Linked DNA regions of Homo sapiens: region 1 is linked to region 2. Evidence: chromatin loops called from intact Hi-C (ENCODE). Cell type or tissue: PC-9. All regions are shown on one strand. Region 1 overlaps LINC02768 (long intergenic non-protein coding RNA 2768). Region 2 overlaps GNG4 (G protein subunit gamma 4).

What was found. A loop is a pair of places that touch in the nucleus more often than their neighbours do. Peaks named below come from ENCODE experiments on the same cell type or tissue, not always from the same donor. Only the 100,000 strongest peaks of a DNase experiment are listed, where the experiment ranks them.
Region 1: it touches region 2 in a loop (2.7-fold over the local background); 1 of 110 quality-filtered maps calls a loop at or near these places.

The regions. Positions count from the first base shown.
Region 1 is chr1:235,915,421-235,919,420 of GRCh38, forward strand. All of the region lies in intron 2 of LINC02768 (long intergenic non-protein coding RNA 2768), which reads right to left. All of the region lies in intron 2 of LOC105373215 (a long non-coding RNA gene), which reads left to right. It also overlaps the pseudogene RNU6-968P. Among named protein-coding and RNA genes, the nearest start is that of LYST, 51 kb to the left of the region's middle. RefSeq lists an enhancer at 2,809-3,308. In PC-9, no CTCF peak of the experiment used is centred here; a DNase peak (open chromatin) is centred at 2,211; H3K27ac peaks cover 2,664 bases.
Region 2 is chr1:235,640,603-235,644,602 of GRCh38, forward strand. The region is part of intron 1 of GNG4 (G protein subunit gamma 4); the gene reads right to left. LOC124904560 (a long non-coding RNA gene) reads left to right here. Exons shown (of 4, transcript XR_007066960.1): 1 at 1-1,646; 2 at 1,781-1,868; 3 at 2,139-2,238; 4 at 2,953-3,229. Among named protein-coding and RNA genes, the nearest start is that of GNG4, 7.2 kb to the right of the region's middle. In PC-9, no CTCF peak of the experiment used is centred here; DNase peaks (open chromatin) are centred at 1,609, 1,969 and 2,569; H3K4me3 peaks cover 697 bases; H3K27ac peaks cover 1,836 bases.

The DNA of each region.
Region 1 (4,000 bases), 270 kb after region 2:
GCTTTGGCAGCACATATACTAAAATTGGAAGGATACAGAGAAGATTAGCACGGTCCTTGTGCAAGGATGACACGCAAATTCCTGAAGCGTTCCATATTTTTAAATTGTTCTACTATAAAGACACATGCACACATATGTTTATTGCAGCACTGTTCACAATAGCAAAGACTTGAAACCAACCCAAATGCCCATCAATGATAGACTAAATAAAGACAATGTGACACATATACACCATTGAATACTATGCAGCCATAAAAAAGAATGAGTTCATGGCCTTTGCAGGGACATGGATGAAGCTGGAAACCATCCATTCTCAGCAAACTAACATAAGAACAGAAAACCAAACACCACATGTTCTCACTCATAAGTGAGAGCTGAACAATGAGAACACATGGACATAGGGAGGGGAACATCACACACCGGGGCCTGTCGGGGGTGCTAGTGGAGGGATAGCATCAGGAGAAATACCTAATGTAGATGACAGGTTGATGGGTGCAGCAAACCACCATGGCATGTGTATACCTATGTAACAAACCCGCACATTCTGCACATGTACTCCAGAACTTAAAGTATAATAATAGAAGAAGAAGAGGAAGAAGAAGAGGAAGAAGAAGAGAGAAGAAGAAGAAGAAGAGAGAAGAAGAAGAAGAAGAAGAAGAAGAAGAAGAAGAAGAAGAAGAAGAAGAAGAAGAAGACGACGACGACGACGACGACGACGACGACGACGACGACGACGAAGACGACGACGACGACAACAACAGCCATTTGCAATCTGTAAGCCAGGAAGGGGGCCCTCACCAGGAACTGAATCAGCTGACACCTTGATCTTATTACACCTTCAACCTCTGGAATTTTGAGAAATAAGTGTGTGCTGTTGAGGTCACCCAGTCTATGGCATTTTGGTATAGCAGCCCAAGCCTACTAATATGGTAATAATAGTACTTTGTTCTATAGGAGAATGCTGTTATTCTCAAGAGACACATGCTGAAGTACTTAGGGTCGACTCATGATATCTGCAACTTACTTTCAAATGCTTAAACAAATTATACATAGATGATAGGTACCTAAATAGAGATAGAGATACAGCAAGCAAAGAAGCAACTATTAATAATTGGTGAATCTAGGAAAAGGATATTCGGGTGTTTACTAGTCCAACTTTTTTCAGCTATGAAATTTTTATTTTATGTTTTATTTATTTATTTATTTTTTGAGACAGAGTCTCACTCTGTTGCCCAGGCTGGAGTGCATGATCTCGGCTCACTGCAACCTCCGCCTCCTGGGTTCAGGCGATTCTCCTGCCTCAGCCTCCCGAGTAGCTGGGACTACAGGCACACACCACCACGCCCAGCTAATTTTTGTATTTTTAGTAGAGACGGGGTTTCACCATGTTGGCCAGGAAGGTCTCGATCTCTTGACCTCGTGATCTGCCTGCCTCGGCCTCCCAAAGTGCTGGGATTACAGGCATGAGCCACCGCGCCTGGCCAAAATTTTCTAAATAAGAAGTTGGAAAGAGTAAATAGAGTAAAATGATCTGAGAGAAAAAGAATCCAAATAATAACATTTATACTATTTTATAGTTTACAGTGTATTTTCACGTATATTAATGTGATCCTTTCAAATATCCACGGAGGTAGACATATCGTGTGTTTTATCCTTATTTTGTAGTCTTCAAAAACATTTCCTCAGTGCCTAACCATGTGCCAGGCATGGTACATACATCATCTCTTTTACTTTCTACAAGAACTCCAGAAGGCAGATATCGGCTCTCCCATCCACGGAGGCTCTGGTGGGATTCCGAAGCTAGCAATCTGCAGAGCTGGCATCTGAATGCAGCTTTGTCCGACTCTGAGGCCTGAGCTCATCCCTCTGTTGGCATCCTGTTTGTGATTCCTGTTTTACAGATGCAGGAATGGAAACTCAGAGAAGTTAATTAACCTGTGCAGTGTCACACAGCTACTCGGGGCAAAGCCAAAATTCAAGCCAGAACTTCAGTCTCCTATTCCAAAGCTCGGACCTCCTTCCAAAGCGCCTGTAATGAGCACTCTGGAAATAGGTTCAGGATCTAAGCTAGTGGCTCATGTGAGAAGAAGTCTCAGCACACAAGGGCCCTCAGCACAGGAAATTACTCAAGTTATTGGAGTGGAGCCAGGGAAAGGCCCCGAAGCTCAGAGCAGGCCTGACTCGGGAGACAGTTTGTGAAAATAAAAGCAAGCCCACATTGACTCATTCATTTGATGCTCTGATTAAGAAGCATGAGTTGCCACACCATGTGATGGAGAGCTATAAACTCCAGCCCTGGAGACATAATCTGGCACAGATTCCCTTGGATGGGCAAACGGTATTCAGGCAGGACTACCATTTCCGGGAGGGGGAGACCGGGGGAAGCAGGTCAGGACTTGAGGCTCATAACCATGCTGCACTGATTTGTTTAAAAGTAAATATTATTTGGTTTTCATTTAATTTTAAACAAAATTTAAATTTTTAAATGAAAATTAAAATGTTCACTTAATTTGAGTTATTAGATTAAAAGATAGTCTGCTTTACTGAAAGTCTTAGGCTGGAAAACAACAAAGTCGTTTGTGAAAATATTTAAATAAGAAGAGAACAGCAATCATAACAGGAATCTAAGGGGACTGTGAGTCTTGCATTGGCACATCTCAGCGCGGTGGAGACTTCTAAAGAGGGCTCTATGGATAGAGTCCTTCAGGGACCACCACCCGCCCCCATGCCCAACGCTGAGGAGGACACTCCAGCAGGGATCCACCAGGTGGCTGTAAAGCTAAGAAGGTGACCTCCTGGGTGTCCCTCCTGAAACACAGAGCACCGTTTGAACTGCCCGAGCGAGCGGACCAGCTGGCGCACAGATCACAGAGCCCTGCAGTGATCAGCTGCCATCTGGATCTGCCCGGGTGCAAGCAAACGGCACAGCTCTGGAAGCTTCCTCAGGGCTCCAAGAGAGCATCTGCGTGTTGGGAAGCCTCGGATGTGCTGCAAGACCTTTGTTCTGACTGTGGCAAAGCCTATGTATGCTAGGTGTCACATTGAATTCTTTTCTATTAATAATAACTTATCTGAGATTCTGCGCGACTGTCGCTCTAGAATCTGCATTTAGGAATGATCAGCATCAGTGCTGAGTGCCTCGGAGTGGGACATAGATTTAGGCAGAGATGTGGGAAGCAGCCATCAGTGAAGGACGATGCTGTGATTGGTGGCTGGAACCCACAAGTAGACACCAAACTGCTAACAGGGTGGTCCTGGAGGTAGATGTCTAGGCAAGCAGCCAAGATCAGTCATTTAGAGTCCATGCAGGTCTGACTTGAGACAGTGAATTTTGTAGAACTCCATACTCATTCTGAAGTGATTTTGTTATAGGCAGTCAGCTCTACCAGAGGCCTTTGTCCAGACTATCTGAAAGGCACCCAATGCAAGGGCTGCAAACCTCAACAGCAGAGGACTTGTGCTGAAACCCTTCCGAATGCATTCTCTAGACTGGCCAACTAATGTGTCTTCTTTGCTGTCCAGCTCCAATCTCCATCAGGTTGTCTTTTTAAAAAAAAATCCAAGCCTTTGCCCTGCCAAGCACCAGGAAAAGCATGATTTGCACATTTGAGAGCTAACGAAAACAGTCCATCCGAGTGTCCTAGTGAATCTGCAGCCCAGATGGGCTCACGTTTCCCTGTGTACCCCACATGCCCACTGAGCCCCGAAGTGGTTGCCCAGACCCCTTACCCAGACCCCGGGCTGAAAGAACCTTGTGTGGTTTAATCTCAGAGCAGAGTCCTCTGAGCTGGAGATGTTTGATTGAGAGACTGCCGGAGGGGCCTCCCCCAGTCGACCCAAAGATATAATGCTGGTGCCACATCTTGTGACTTGCGGTATCGAAGACTGCTGCTGGCGAAAAGGAAGCCACAGAGCTTCCACCCCTCATAGGAGGTCAGTGGTCACTGTAATCAGAGGAGTGCTCTGTTCCATTTCAGTGACTCAATGGTCACATTATCCT
Region 2 (4,000 bases):
GCGAATACATAAGACAGTCCTTGCCAAGCTGCGTCCTTGAGCCCGCCTGAATCCCGGCAGGGTGGAGTTGAGGGCGGCCTCTCTACTTCATTTAGCCCACCAGACCTTCGGACCTGAGGGTCTCTGATCCAGCCTCTCGGGGCCACCACCCCCTGCAGGGCTCCAGGAAGAGTCAAATTGCCCGGTGGGCCAGAGCTCTCCCTCCCTTTTGTTGCCGCTTGGCGCCTGGCAGGTCAGAGGTCACTGGGCCCAGCAGCCCCAGTCCCTGGATGGGTGGAGCACCCACAAAACAGCCAGGCTGTGAAGAGGCCCACTTTGGAGTGAGAAGGGGCTGCTTCTTGCGTGTCATTTTGCAAAAAGAATCTCTGTCTCTTCCTCTACCTTGAGTTACACTACCAAATACTCCTTTTGGTTAATGTAGCTTTCTTATATGCTAGGGGTGAGAGGAGGGGAAAGCCACCTTATTCTGTCAGGAAGGCACTTGGGCATAAATTAATCTGTAGGCCAAGTGCAGTGGCTGATGCCTGTAATTATGCACTTTGGGAGGCCGAAGTGGGAGGATCACTTGAGGCCAGGAGTTCCAGACCAGCCTGGGCAACATAGTGAGAACCCATCTCTACAAAAAGTTTTAAAAGAATTTAGCCGGGCATGGTGGTGGGCAACTGTAGCCCCAGCTACTTAGGAGACTGAAGTGGAAGGCTCACTTGAACTGGGGAGCTCAAGATTGCAATGAAATACCATCACATCACTGCACACCAGCCTGGGCAACAGAGCAAGACCCTGCCTCTAAAACTAAATAAATAATCGGCGGGGCACAGTGGCTCACGCCCGTAATCCCAGCACTTTGGGAGGCCGAGGCAGGCGGATCACCTGAGGTCAGGAGTTCTAGACCAGCCTGGCCAACATGGTGAAACCCTGTCTCTACTAAAAATACAAAAAATTAGCTGGCGTGGTGGCGGGCGCCTGTAATCCCAGCCGCTAGGGAGGCTGAGGCAGGAGAATGGCTTGAACCTGGGAGGTGCAGGTTGCAGTGAGCCGAGATCGCGCCACTGCACTCCAACTTGGGTGACAGAGCAAGACTCCACCTAAAAATATAAATAAATAAATAATCTGTGACTCCATCAACACTTTCACCTGTTGGCTCCACGTGCATCAGATGAGCTCATTTGGGAGGTCACCTTAACCTCGGATCAACATGGCAGGTCCTCCCACAAGCAGCCTATTTAAAATGTGAGCCACCCCCTTCCCCGGAATTCCCTACCTCCCAGCCTTGTTTTATTTTTCTCTCATGCACTTACTATATCTTAAATGCTTATTTATTCATGTACTTGTTTAAACTACTTTTGATTTTCTGACTTCTTATCATTGGTCTGATTCCTCCACCGTAACAGAACTTCCATGAGGGCGGGGATTTTTCGCTTCCCCCGCAACTGCCTGCGTTTTCGTAGCCCTAGAGCTTCCAACGTACAGTGCGGAAAAGCAACATAACACACTAAGAACCGTGCGGAAAAGGAGAGAAAACCAGACCGCAGGGGCATTTCACAGCTAACCACAGCGGTCCGAGGCGAACGCAGGGTGGAAGAACCCGAGCGAGGCCCGGCAGGGGCGGGGTGAGCCTTGGCCCCGCTCCCGTGCAGGTGTCGCGGGTAAGCTGCCGCGGTTACTGTGAAGCAGGGCCAAGGCCAGCCCTCCGCCTCGAGGCCACTGGTGCTTGGGGGTGGGAAAAGAGTGACCGGGGGCAACTGAGCAAAACATAGAACAGAAACTCCCTCTCGAATAGAGACCCACGCACGGAAGGATGATACACTGTGATTCCCCGACGTGGGCCTGCAGCAAGAGACGGGTGCTAACAGCGTCCGAGCCAATCCGTAAGCATCAGAGGGACAAAGAAATCATAAACAAGAGGCAGGATGCAACTGCTTCAACGCAGAAAGAATGAGTCATCCAGGAAGGCGAGGTGGTGGCGGGTTGGCTGTGGTTTTGCAGAGGCGGGCAGGAGGGGCAGGGGGCCAGGGAGAGGGCAGGGTTGGGAGGGTCTCTTTTAAGGGAATCCTATGCATGAAAGTCTGTGTAAGAAAGGGTGTGCCTCCTACAGAAGGATATTTGTTTTGTCCTAAACTTGCCGTGTGTTCTTGGAGGCGCGGGCCTCCCTGCTGTCATCACACCTCGGATCACCCCAGGCAATCTCGCCCCTGTGGCTTCACCTGGGTCCAGCCAGACCTCTGCTCAGCTCTGCACGTACATGCCCCCTCGATGTCACCTCCTGACTTGGCAAGTCATACACCCTCTCTCTACTTGCCCAGCTTCATTCACAAAACCAGGTCACATTACCCCTCGTCCATCCATGCTCAGTCTGGAAACCCTGGGATCCCAGACACCAGCCTCTCCCTGGCCCTCTGTTTCCAATCAGACGGCCACCCCGACTGACGCTGGGGCCGGGGCACCCTTGGGCGTTATCCAGTCTCCCTGTCCTCCCTCTCCTGCCCCACGCCTCCGACCTTCCCCACATGGCAGTCACAGCCAGACGGCCAAGGTGGGGCCTGCTGCTTCCTGCTTCTGCCTGACAATGGCCCTGGATTCCCCATTCTTCACGGTCAGTCTCACCTTCACACCCCGGCTCTGAGCAACCTTTCTGCTCTCTCCACTCCTCTTTCATGACCCTGGGCCCCTGCTGGCCGCCCTGCCTGGAAAGCCCTTTCTCATTTGTCTGGCTTGAAAAACCTGCCTCAGCTCACCAGGGCCAGCTCAAGACTCCCTCTGTTGTCACACGCTTTCTGCACTGCTATCAGAAAGAACTAACACTCTCCCTGTCTGTGCACTAATCCAGGGTAGGTGGGCTGTTTTCACACATGCACCCCCTCTAGGTTCTGACTCCTCTGGAGTGCATGACCATATCTTATTTGTTTCCCTGTCACCAGTGCCTAAACTATCTGATGCATATATTTATTGCAGGTGCTTATCACACATGCAGTCAATGAACACCTCACAAATGCAAGGTTCACATGCAGTCTTCGATGAACACATCGATCGCATCCAGCAGTATGTCTGTATTGGAAAAGTCCTTCCATAGCACCCAGTAATGAAAAGGAATGTGGCGGGGAGCAGTACTGGACAGTAAAACTAAAAACACCAGGAAGATCACAGTGAGATCAGCAGAGCCCTAGAATGGCAAATCCATGACAAAGAAAATTTCTGATGAATAAAAACGTGCCTGGGTCCAGGCCAGCAATTGGCTTCTTTCAGACACTATTGACTGCAACAAACCCTAGCACAAGGAGAGGGTCTAACGAGAAACTTGTTCAGAGGATGCTGACCCATCCATCAGTGAGCACAGCCAACCCAAAAAGGCGGGGACGCGGCAGAGCAGGGGCTGAGGGCACACTTGCTGCAGTGTTCACGGAGCACACACAGAAAGATCTGCCCGAGAGAGTCCCCAAAAGGCACAATTCTACAAGGTCAACCAAGTGGAGGGGAATGGCAGTGAAACGCCAAACTCCTACTGAAAGGTTGATGGGTACAGCCTTCCAGAGACAGGGCTGGGTGGCGGGAACGCGGGCACCCAGAGGTCCAGATCAGCAAAAGAGGCCAGTGACTCTGTCTCCATCAGATAAAATTCAGCCACAGCGGGAGGGAGCGTGTGAGACCCACGAAGGCCTTGCCCTGGACCTACACCTCACCCTGTTCCAGAGAGAATTCAGTGGCCGGCAACACTGCCAGTTCCCCTTTATTTCCCTTGAGGTCAACATTTTGGAATTTTCTACTCACATCCACCGAGCGACCCTCCTCGGCCACCTCCACACCCACACTCCAGGCCCACCACTGCCCTTGGGCATGAGCAAGCCTGACGCTGTCTCTCATCCTGGTAACACCTTCTTCCCCGCACACACCGTCAAACACATGCACGGTGTAGACTGAAGTCATCAGGTCTCCTTAACCAGGCTGCAGTCCCCTAGTACCCTGCCATGCAGCCCCACAGCTGCCGGGGGGATAAACAAGCACC